Regions from separate parts of the Homo sapiens genome. Here region 1 is linked to region 2. A link is a loop called in an ENCODE intact Hi-C map of the cell type or tissue named here. Cell type or tissue: mammary epithelial cell. All regions are shown on one strand. Region 1 overlaps SLC35F3 (solute carrier family 35 member F3). Region 2 overlaps SLC35F3 (solute carrier family 35 member F3).

Evidence for each region. Peaks named below come from ENCODE experiments on the same cell type or tissue, not always from the same donor. Only the 100,000 strongest peaks of a DNase experiment are listed, where the experiment ranks them.
Region 1: it touches region 2 in a loop (4-fold over the local background); 5 of 110 quality-filtered maps call a loop at or near these places.

What each region holds. Positions count from the first base shown.
Region 1 is chr1:233,999,497-234,004,496 of GRCh38, forward strand. The region is part of intron 2 of SLC35F3 (solute carrier family 35 member F3); the gene reads left to right. Among named protein-coding and RNA genes, the nearest start is that of SLC35F3, 97 kb to the left of the region's middle. In mammary epithelial cell, no CTCF peak of the experiment used is centred here; a DNase peak (open chromatin) is centred at 2,505; H3K27ac peaks cover 1,382 bases.
Region 2 is chr1:233,907,316-233,912,315 of GRCh38, forward strand. The region is part of intron 2 of SLC35F3 (solute carrier family 35 member F3); the gene reads left to right. Among named protein-coding and RNA genes, the nearest start is that of SLC35F3, 5.1 kb to the left of the region's middle. In mammary epithelial cell, no CTCF peak of the experiment used is centred here; a DNase peak (open chromatin) is centred at 2,046; H3K27ac peaks cover 2,068 bases.

The sequences.
Region 1 (5,000 bases), 92 kb after region 2:
GTTCCGTGTGGGGATTCTGCTTTGCCGGACTGTTTGCTGTCATTTCAGCACATGTTCAGCTTTCCTGTATTGTGCCTTTGCTTGTTTCCTGTTTCGCTTCCCATCTTCAGTGCCTCCACTTATCCCTTCCGGCCCTGCTCTCCTGCCTACTGAGACTCTATCCCCCAGTGTCAGTCAAAGGCTGCCTCTGCCATGCAAGTGGCCGAGCCCATTTGTGCTCTGCAGCACACTCTTTCATACCTCGTATTTTCTGTTTGTGCTACCTTACAGTGTATTTATTTGCATTAATTTCCTTTCTAGACTTTAACATTTGTGAAAACAGGGATGGCATCTTTACCTCTCTGCATCCCTCACTGCATGAGTATACCAAACACAGAAGATGATAAAGATTTGTTAACAAGTGAATAAATAAATGAAAACATTTCAACATTTAGGATATGATTTCTTCTTTAAAGCAAAGTCCTTTTATCATGAGAATGACCCCTGAACTCTCTCGCACAATATGACAATGTTCCTAGAAAAGCCCTTTAAAGGGCTATATAAAATCACAAAATGCATCCTCTTAATCACAAAAACTCTGATCGCTGTGTAACGAGGATATTCAAAGATTTTTAAAGTGAGTATGAATACTCACAGTGAATCACAAGGGTTCTAACTAAGCAAAGAATTAATATACGCAAAGAGTAGAAAACATGGGCTGCGTTCCATTTCATTGGTGAAAAACAGCTCCCTATTCCTAGTGCAATAAGCATGTATGTAGTTAGTTAGGATTGCAGTCCAACTCAGAAACTAAAGATGGAATTTAACTCCTTGCCTTTCACTTTGATTTTGCTTTCAATATAGGTTTGATATTGACATTACCATGAAAATAGTTTACCTTTGTTCCCAATTTTACGCAATGGCAGGGGACACATTGCTGACTAACAAGGCTCTCTGAAATCAACAATGTATGTATTGGACATCTTAATGTGCTTGGCCCAGTACTAGGTGCCACAGGAAATTATTAAGAAAGACATGGAGGTGCTCATCATATCCAACAGAGAGATGGTTTATAAACCATTGCTGCGTACAAGCAGTGCTACTGATTTCTGGATTAGACTACAAAAGCAATTGTTGAGTGCCCCTCTGTGACCAAAAACTGGAATGGAACAGAAGCTAGGAAAGGGCTGAATTCACTGCAAATGGAAATGTAAAAATCCAGCTGTTTTTGATTTTTTATAGTACAAATGGGAGTTAGCACATTGTCGAGCTTACAGAGGAAGTCACACAGCTACCCCTTTGTCAGGGCTTGTAGGGGACAGGCCAGAGCGGGTGTGGAGCTGTTGGGGAAGCTAATTTCTTTATTCAAGCTGAGCTCTGCTTCCTCTGGCTATTGTTGCTGTAATTGGCATCAAGGGAGGATGGCTGCCACTGTTTGACAGTGACAATGACATTCTCCTCAAGGGCTAATACTTTAATTTATGAGAGACAAAGAGAAGGAGCAAGTCTTACGCCAAGAGGCAGGAGTACAAAGAGAACTTGATCCGTACAGATGTCAGCTTCTTGAAAAGAGAGTCCTGACAGGGCAGTTTGGCCTGTAACGTGCAGCCACATGACACATCTGGAAAAGCTCTTTTTTTGTGTGAGGGATGATGCCTATGGCTGGCCTGCTGGACCAAGATGGATGGCAAGGCAAACATCTGTGGACCTCAAAGTGTTCACACTTTCAGAGATTTTGTCATGCTTTATGACATATCAAGACCTTAAATTAACATGTGGACTTCTTTTTAATGTATCAAGGAAAGCCAGTAATGCAGGTGGCATCTTTCTTTTTAACCAACTCTTGATCAACAAGCAACACTTACTTAAATAAGCTCTGGAAAATGCCAGTGAGGCAATAGTGGTTGCTGTTCATTTACTCATATGACAAATATTGGAAATTGGATTTCCAATATTGAATGAATGGCTATTGTCATAATTGTTATCAGTCATGCTAAGAAAAGTTTTCATTTATATTGTGCTTTATAAGGCTCCAAGTGTTTTTGCCTAAGTATTCCCTCTGGATTCTCATGATAATACTAGCAGGTATACAAGGTAGGTGTCACTCCCCTTTTACATGCAAGAAAACTCTGAGGCCAACAGAAGTGACCAGGGGTATTACTGATGCAGTAGAGACGTTATTACTGTTGGTAGTTGATTATTTACAGGTTCTGCAGTTTAAGAAATCTTTTTCTTATTCAGTGGGAAAGAAAAGACTTTAGCAAGGAAGAGGGCAAAACCATAGATTGATTTTACACTCTGCATCCTACTATGTGTATTTGAAATTTCTTGGATGAATCCACTATTCCCCCATCTTGCAGGGAAATATGCACTGAATGATTTTCTATTTTGGCATATCCATCATCTTCTTTGCTGGCCCTCATCATCAAGCTGTCCTAAATTTCCAAAGGCTTACTATGAGCACTTAGTAACAGTGGCAAATCCATTTAAACAAGTGTGTTTGCTCCAATAGCTGAAAAGCACTCACTGACTCACCCTGTAGGAGGACCAGCCTCTGCCTGGGGGTGAGTTGTGCTGCTGGCTGTAGACAGGACTTTCAGCATGAACAGAGAGTCTTGCACCTCTCTATTTTTTTTAAGTAAGTGTTTTCATTTTATGATACTTTTGGATTTACAGATCAATTGTGAAGATAGTACAGAGAGTTCCTATATATCCAGTACCCAGTTTCCCTATTATTAACCTCACACAAAACATTTGTCATAATTGAGGAACCAGTATAGATGCACTATTGTTAATGTAAGGCCACATTTTATTTAGGTGTCCTGAGTTTTTCCCTAAGGTCCTTTTTCTGTTGTAGGATCCCATCCAGGACACCACATTATCTTTATTGCCATCATGTCCCCTTAGATTCCTCTGAGCTGTGACAGTGTCTCAGACTTTCTTTGATTTTGAAGACCTGGAAAGTTTTGAGAAATATTGGTTAAGTATTTTATAGACTGTCTCACAGTAGGAATTTGTCTGATTTTTTTTATCATGATTAAACTAGGGTTAGGGTTTGGGGAGAAAGACCTCAAAGGCCACGTTTATGATGTTGTGTCCAGGTTACATGCTACCCACTTGACTTATACAGTTGACGTTGGCCTTGATCACCTGGCTGAGGTTGTGTTAGTCAGATTCCCCCACTATAAAGTTACTCTTTGCTCCACTCCTTCATACCATACTTGTTGGAAGGAAGTTGCTATGCATAGCCCACCCTTAAGGAGGGTTGCGTCTACCTCCTTGAAGGTGGAGAGTCTACATAAATCATTTGGATTTCTTCTACAAGGGAGAATTGTCTCTCATCCCCCATGTATTTATTCATTTACTTATGTCAGTATGGACTCATGGATATTTATTTTATCCTTTGAGCTACAACCTGACACTATTTATTTTCTTGTTTGCATTGTTCTGGATGTGCCTACTAGCCACTCTTTCAGTTGGCTACTATGTTCCTTTGACATACCTCCATCATTGTGTCTGACATTTTTGTTGATCTTTTTGTTTTGAGCACTTTCTTAATTCCTGCCGCTACAAGATACTCCAGACACATTTTGTATGTTTCCTGCCCCAGTCCTAGAATCAGCCATTTCTCCAAGAAGCCCTGGTTCTTTTCGTTGAAGAGTGGTGTTGGAAACCAAGATCTGTGTGAATCTTTTCTTCCCATTGGTAACAATGTTTTTAAATATTTGCAGGAAATGGATAAGAAATATATGAAATATTTTGCTTCTAGGGATGCTGGAGAATTAGTAATCAAGTCCAACTGTCTCCATATCAGGACCTGAGGCCTGCAGGTGTTATGTCACTTTTACAGATCACTCCCATAGTCAGTGGAAGAGCAGAGGACTCTTTATGTTTCACTATCAGAGACAATAATATGACAGGTAATTGATGGTTTTTCCAACAGGAAAAAACAGATTATTCAGTAAATGAGATTGCCCCATGGGTGAGCCATACAAAACAAAGTTAGGCTTCTACAACCAGCCAATTTAACCAATAAGTTAAAATCCAAACATTAAAAAATGAAACTTTATTAGAAAAAAATGTGGCAGTATATTTGCACAAGCTTACAGGAGGGACAGCTTCTTAAACAGACACACACAAAAGGGCAAAATCCATAACAGGAAAATATTGTTAAATCCAACTACATTAGCATTTAAACCTTATGGATTACAAAGGACAGCATGAAACCAGTTCCAGGCTAAGGGAAGTTGTCATGGAGGAATACGGAATGAACTCCTACACATGATAGTCAAACGACAAACCAAGAAATGGTAAAATAAGAAATGCAAGCATTCGGTTCACAAAAAAAGGAAAATCAGAATGGTCAATTAAATGATGCTCAGCCTTACCCCTAATTAGGAGAATGCACATTAAAGCACTAATGAAGTATAATTTTTCATTGATCAGATTGTCCAAGAATTTAGCAGTGTGATAATATGGACAGCTGGCAATGTTAAGAAAGGCAATACTTATATATGACTGATGGGAGAATAAATGACTGCAGCCACTAGGAAGGGCAATTTGATAGAATCTAATAACACTGTCACCAAGCTTCCCCTATGCCTTAGAAAGTGAGTTTTAAAATATCTGTCCCAGAGAAATGCAAACATAGATCCACGTGGATACGACAAATGGGAATGTTCTCTACATCATTATAACAGCAAAAAATTAGAAACAATCTAATGTCTGTCAATAGAAGGATGTATAAATAAAATATACTAAATGATTACAATGGAAAACAAAACACATTCAGAAGGAAGGAATGAATGAGAGCTGTCCTTTCATCCATTTTATCTATTTTCTGTCTGCATTTCAAAATGGATATATCTCAGAAATATTTCTCAGTTAAAAGGCAAACTGCAGAAGGAAACAATATTAACACACAGAATAGTGTAATATATTTTCTATGTTTATATCCATATAGATATAAAAGTATTTTTAAAGGTAGTTAATGACACTCAATTATCATAATTTTGGTTATA
Region 2 (5,000 bases):
ATCACCAAGGTTTGTGATTTGGGGGCTTGCCAGAGAGCTTACAGCAGTGATGACTGTTTGGTACAACATGTTTTGTAATTAAGACAAGAGAAGGGCCATGTGGAAATGGAGTCCCTTGCATCACTGGAGGTAATTCTTAAATGCCTCTCTCTGAGGCTTCACTGGAAGAGTAAATAGTAGCAGGGAAGGCTACAGTGATCATTGAAATATGAATAAAATCAGCTCATTCCACTCTCTCTATTCCTGTGAGGATTCTTCTTTATTCCAAGGTATTTCCTTGTTACTATAACGCTTTAGGTGACAACTGACATTTTGGTGAATTAATTAGGTGTAATGTTTAAATTTAGAGAAGGTAATGTTTTATTAATGTATTAATGCAGCAAAAGAGGTTGTCTTTTTGTTTTTTTTTTCTTTGTTTTTTGAGAGGGAGTCTCACTCTGTCACCCAGGCTGGAGTGTAGAGTGCAGTGGCATGATCTTGGCTCACTGCAACCTCCACCTCCTGAGTTCAAGTGATTCTCCTGCCTCAGCCTCCTGCGTAGCTGGGATTACAGGCGTGCGCCACCACATCCTGCTAATTTTTGTATTTTTAGTAGAGATGAGGTTTCACTATGTTGGCCAGGCTGGTCTTGAACTCCTGACCTCAGGTTATCCACCCACCTTGGCCTCCCAAAGTGCTGGGATTATAGGCGTGAGCCACCACGCCCGGCCCAGAAGAGGTTTTAAGGCAGAACTTTTGCTGTTTGCCATTTCTACTCAATTGATAATAATAAAGAGGCTTATCTATTACCTGTAGGTATCACCTAGTTGCTTTATTTGTTGGTTGGTAATTGTACTCTATAAATGGGGAGAGATGATGGTTACAAAAAAAACAAAACAAAGACAAAAAAAAAAAATTCTCATGATCTCCAGAGTGAGTTATGGAAGCTCCAAGCTATTATGTCACCTTTCAGTCATCTTTCAAAGTGATTTATCTGTGTCCTAACTGAAGGAGTTGCCAGTGAAAGTTTCTGGATGTAAGTCATTTGCCCTTGTAGCAGAAGAAACCATTTGAATGACCCAATATTCATTTGTATCCTCTTCATTTTTAGATTTTGTTTGGGTTGTTAAGATAAATGAGGTAATTGTGAACAGTACAGAAATTACCTTTGCTCAGTATTCTCAACTCAGTCATTTGGATTCGCAAGTTTCGCTCTAGACAAGAGAATTTTGTAAAGGATTCTTTTTTTTTTTTTTTTTTTTTTTTTGACAGAGTCTTATTCTGTCACCCAGGCTGGAGTGCAATGGTGCAATCTCGGCTCACTGCAACTTCCACCTCCCGGGTTCAAGCGATTCTCCTGCTTCAGCCTTCTGAGTAGCTGGGACTAGCACCACCATGCCTGGCTAATTTTTTGTATTTTTAGTAAAGATGGGGTTTCACCATGTTGGCCAGGCTGGTCTCGAACTCCTGATCTCATGATCTGCCCACCTCGGCCTCCCAAAGTGCTGGAATTACAGTCGTGAGCCACCGTGCCTGGCTTAAAATTTGCCCAGCTTCCCCAAATAATAGTATTTTTTTTTAGAAGGAGTTTTGCTCTGTCGCCCAGGCTAGAGTGCAGTGGCACAATCTCAGCTCACTGCAACCTCTGCCTCACAGGTTCAAGCGATTCTCCTACCTCAGCTTCCTCCTGAGTAGCTGGGACTACAGGCACCCACCACCATGCCCGGCTAATTTTTGTATTTTTAGTAGAGACAGGGTTTCACCATGTTGGTCAGGCTGGTCTCGAACTCCTGATCTTGTGATCTGCCCTCCTCGGCCTCCCAAAGTAATGGGATTACAGGCATGAGCCACCGCACCCAGCCTAGGATTCTTTTTTAAAAATCCCAAAGGCTCCTGGGTCTGAAAGGGATGGCTTTTGTGAAACATTCAACTGAGAATTAAACTGTAAACAAGGAAGTAAGAAGGGCCCAGTTCCTCTTCTCAGTGGCAAAAGTCCTCCAAGCTCCACATTCCATGTTTTTGAACCAAACCACTTGGCAGTATTCCTGGGAATTCTTCAAATTATCATCTGTTGAGTGGATCCAGGGCCCAGAAAGCACCTGGGCCACAGGAGGGACTCAATAAATATTTGTTGAATGAATGGATGGCTGCTGCACGAAATACTGACCTCTGGGACAGGGAGCTTTGAATATGCCTCTGTAGTGATTTGTATCATTTACCTCTTTATGCTGACTTCCTGTTATGTGGAATTGCTCTACTCTTTCCTAGTTCTTCCATCACAAGTGCTTCCTGAACCACAGACTGGACCAGAATTCTTGGTGATAAGCTTTGGTTTGGCCCAGGGTTTCTTGATCTCAGCACTATTAACCCTTTGTGCTGTATAAGTATTTGTTGTAGGGAGCTGTCATGTACATTGTAGGATGTTTAGCAGTATCTCTGACCTCTGCCTATTAGATGTCAGTAGCTTACCACCCTGCCCCCTAAGTTGTAGCAACTCAGTATCCCATGGGGGGCAGCCTTTAGTTGAGACCCACTCATTTAGGGTAACCCCCAAATTTATGCTGCAATAGAACTCTCTTCTGTTGCCCAGTAATGCTAAACAAGCAGGCCTACCTTACAAATTCCTGACCCTCTCCTTCCTCACCTTTCTTCCTGGACCACTTTTTAGGTTTTCAGGATGGCCAGATCGAGTAATCATCACCACTGGCAGTGCAAGTGTCTTCTGAAGATTTGAAAGAGCCTGTTCCTTCTGCAGCTGGCATGATTCCACAACCAATCATCATAAATTGACACCCTGTAGGAAGTGCTTTAGAATTCAGGAGACTCTGAACAGTTTCTTTTAATAACTTCCTTTTCTTTCCTACCTTTTGCCCCAGTAGAAGAGAAATGACTGATTAGAATATCTTCTGCTTCCTTTTCCTTTCTCATTTCTCTGGGATGGACACCAATTAGGGAGGAGATGGCTAGAGAAGGGATGAGGAGAATCAAAGACCAGGAAAAATCTGTATAGTAGACAGCCAGCCCCAGGCATCTGATAGGGTGGGACAGCTGGTGGCATTTCCATACAGGAATGATTGAAGGAACATATCTTGGAGTTTCCAGATAGAGGCTCTGCTGCAGGATGAAGGAACATCTGCGAATACTCCTTTATTTTCATTTATTCATTTAAAAAACCTTTTTTCAGCAGTCAGTGTATGTCAGAATAGAGAGAGAAGTGCTGGAAGAGGTGGCTCACTGTCCAGGTGTGCCTTCGTCTAGAAATACAGGTCAACACAAACCTGCATTAGAACACAGACATTCTAAGGGTGGGCAGGATGTTTCCCTTTCCGAAAGGTTTCCCTAAAGGATGTTTTCAAATATTGAACTCTTAAATCCTTTTCTGGGTAAAAAGTCCCCAAAACATTTTACGAATAGCTTTTTTGAAGGGGGTCATGCTTATTGCTTAACATGAAGTGCAATTATCATTTGAGTAGGTTTATACACTTTGTTGAACGTCAACTATTATTCACTACAGGTTCTGGTATGTTGAGATTTAAATGCTTTTTTCCAGAATGTGAATGGAATGAGTTTTAAGTCATTTGTAGAATGGAGAGAGGGTCAGTCTTAAAAGACCAACTGTCTCTAGCCCACTCCAGCCCGCTATTGGCAACGTGAACCTGGGACAGGAACATGCAGGTTAATGAACAAATCCCAGCTTATCTGGGTGGAGGTTTTCTAGTTCAAGCTGAAAAAATGTAGGGCACTGAATAACACACCTGGTGACAAGGAAATTGCATGTTTCAGGATTCTCCAGGTTTAAAAGTTGTAAAGGGTTTGTATGAGGTGAGGGGGAAGGGCTCATGGAAAGGCTGTCTTCCTAGCGTCCCTGTTAGTTCACCCTGAACTGTGAGTATATGTTGCTGGCGTAGATACCGGTGCTAAATGGAACAGTGACTTATAGTATCATTGAATTCATGGTGAGCAACTTCTGTCTGATCCTCCTAAAATAGTAAAGGTCAGGTCAGCAATTCAAAAATGACCCACTTGTAAGAGATGTATAATTTGGTTGTAAAAGTTTATTCTAGAATGGAGCTTGGCATATGAAATATGAGATGGAGAAGATTTTAAAAGAAAAGAGTTAGAGGGCTTGAGGGGGTGGTGAGTTGAGCATTAGAGCACAGCATTTTTTATTGGGTCAGAGAATTAATTTTATTCTTAAATATGCTAACAATTTAGTAAATAGTTTCTGAGTTTTGATGTAATGAAAATGCAGAACTATTATCTTTTAAGGAAACGAGGTGACCCCAGCTCACTTAGATCATTGCCATGGGGTTATAAACCCTTCGCATCTGCCATGGGGTTAGAAATCCCTCGTGCCTATTAATGTGCCTTTATTTTCATTTGTTCATTTAGCAAACTTTTAAAGCATTTACTATGTGCCAGAATACAGAGATAAGTGATGGGAGACACAGTCCTCACCCTAAAAGCTTTCCAACTAGAGCAGGTGAAATCTGAAGTACGCATATGGTGGTGATGGGGAAATGGCCTCACCTCCAGGGAAGTGAAGTCTTCCAGGCTTTAGGGAGACGTGGGCAAGGAGAGTTCTCCCTGCTCTTCAGAAGTCCCTCCTGGATCTCATTAAAAAGAGTCTAGTCTAGTCTAAAACTCTCCAGCTTTGAGCCTTGGTCCTTTCCTTAAGCAGCTGGAAACATTCAGGTTAGTTGCATTCAAACATAAATCCACATGCAAATGCACCATTGATGTTTGTTAAGCATTTTACTGTAAGCTGTTAGGGATGCTCTGGCCCTGCAGCCCTGAGGGGTGTCCACTTAGTTTTTTTAATGTCTGGAGGAGCAGAGGAAATAGAATTCACATCCCAGCTTCATAGCTATATGACAAGTTCACTGCTATGAGCCTCTAGTTTCGCCGTGCGCGGTGGCTCATGCCTGTAATCTCAATGCTTTGGGAGGCCAAGGCGGGTGAATCACGAGGTCAGGAGTTCAATACCAGCCTGGCCAAGATGGTGAAACCCCGTCTCTACT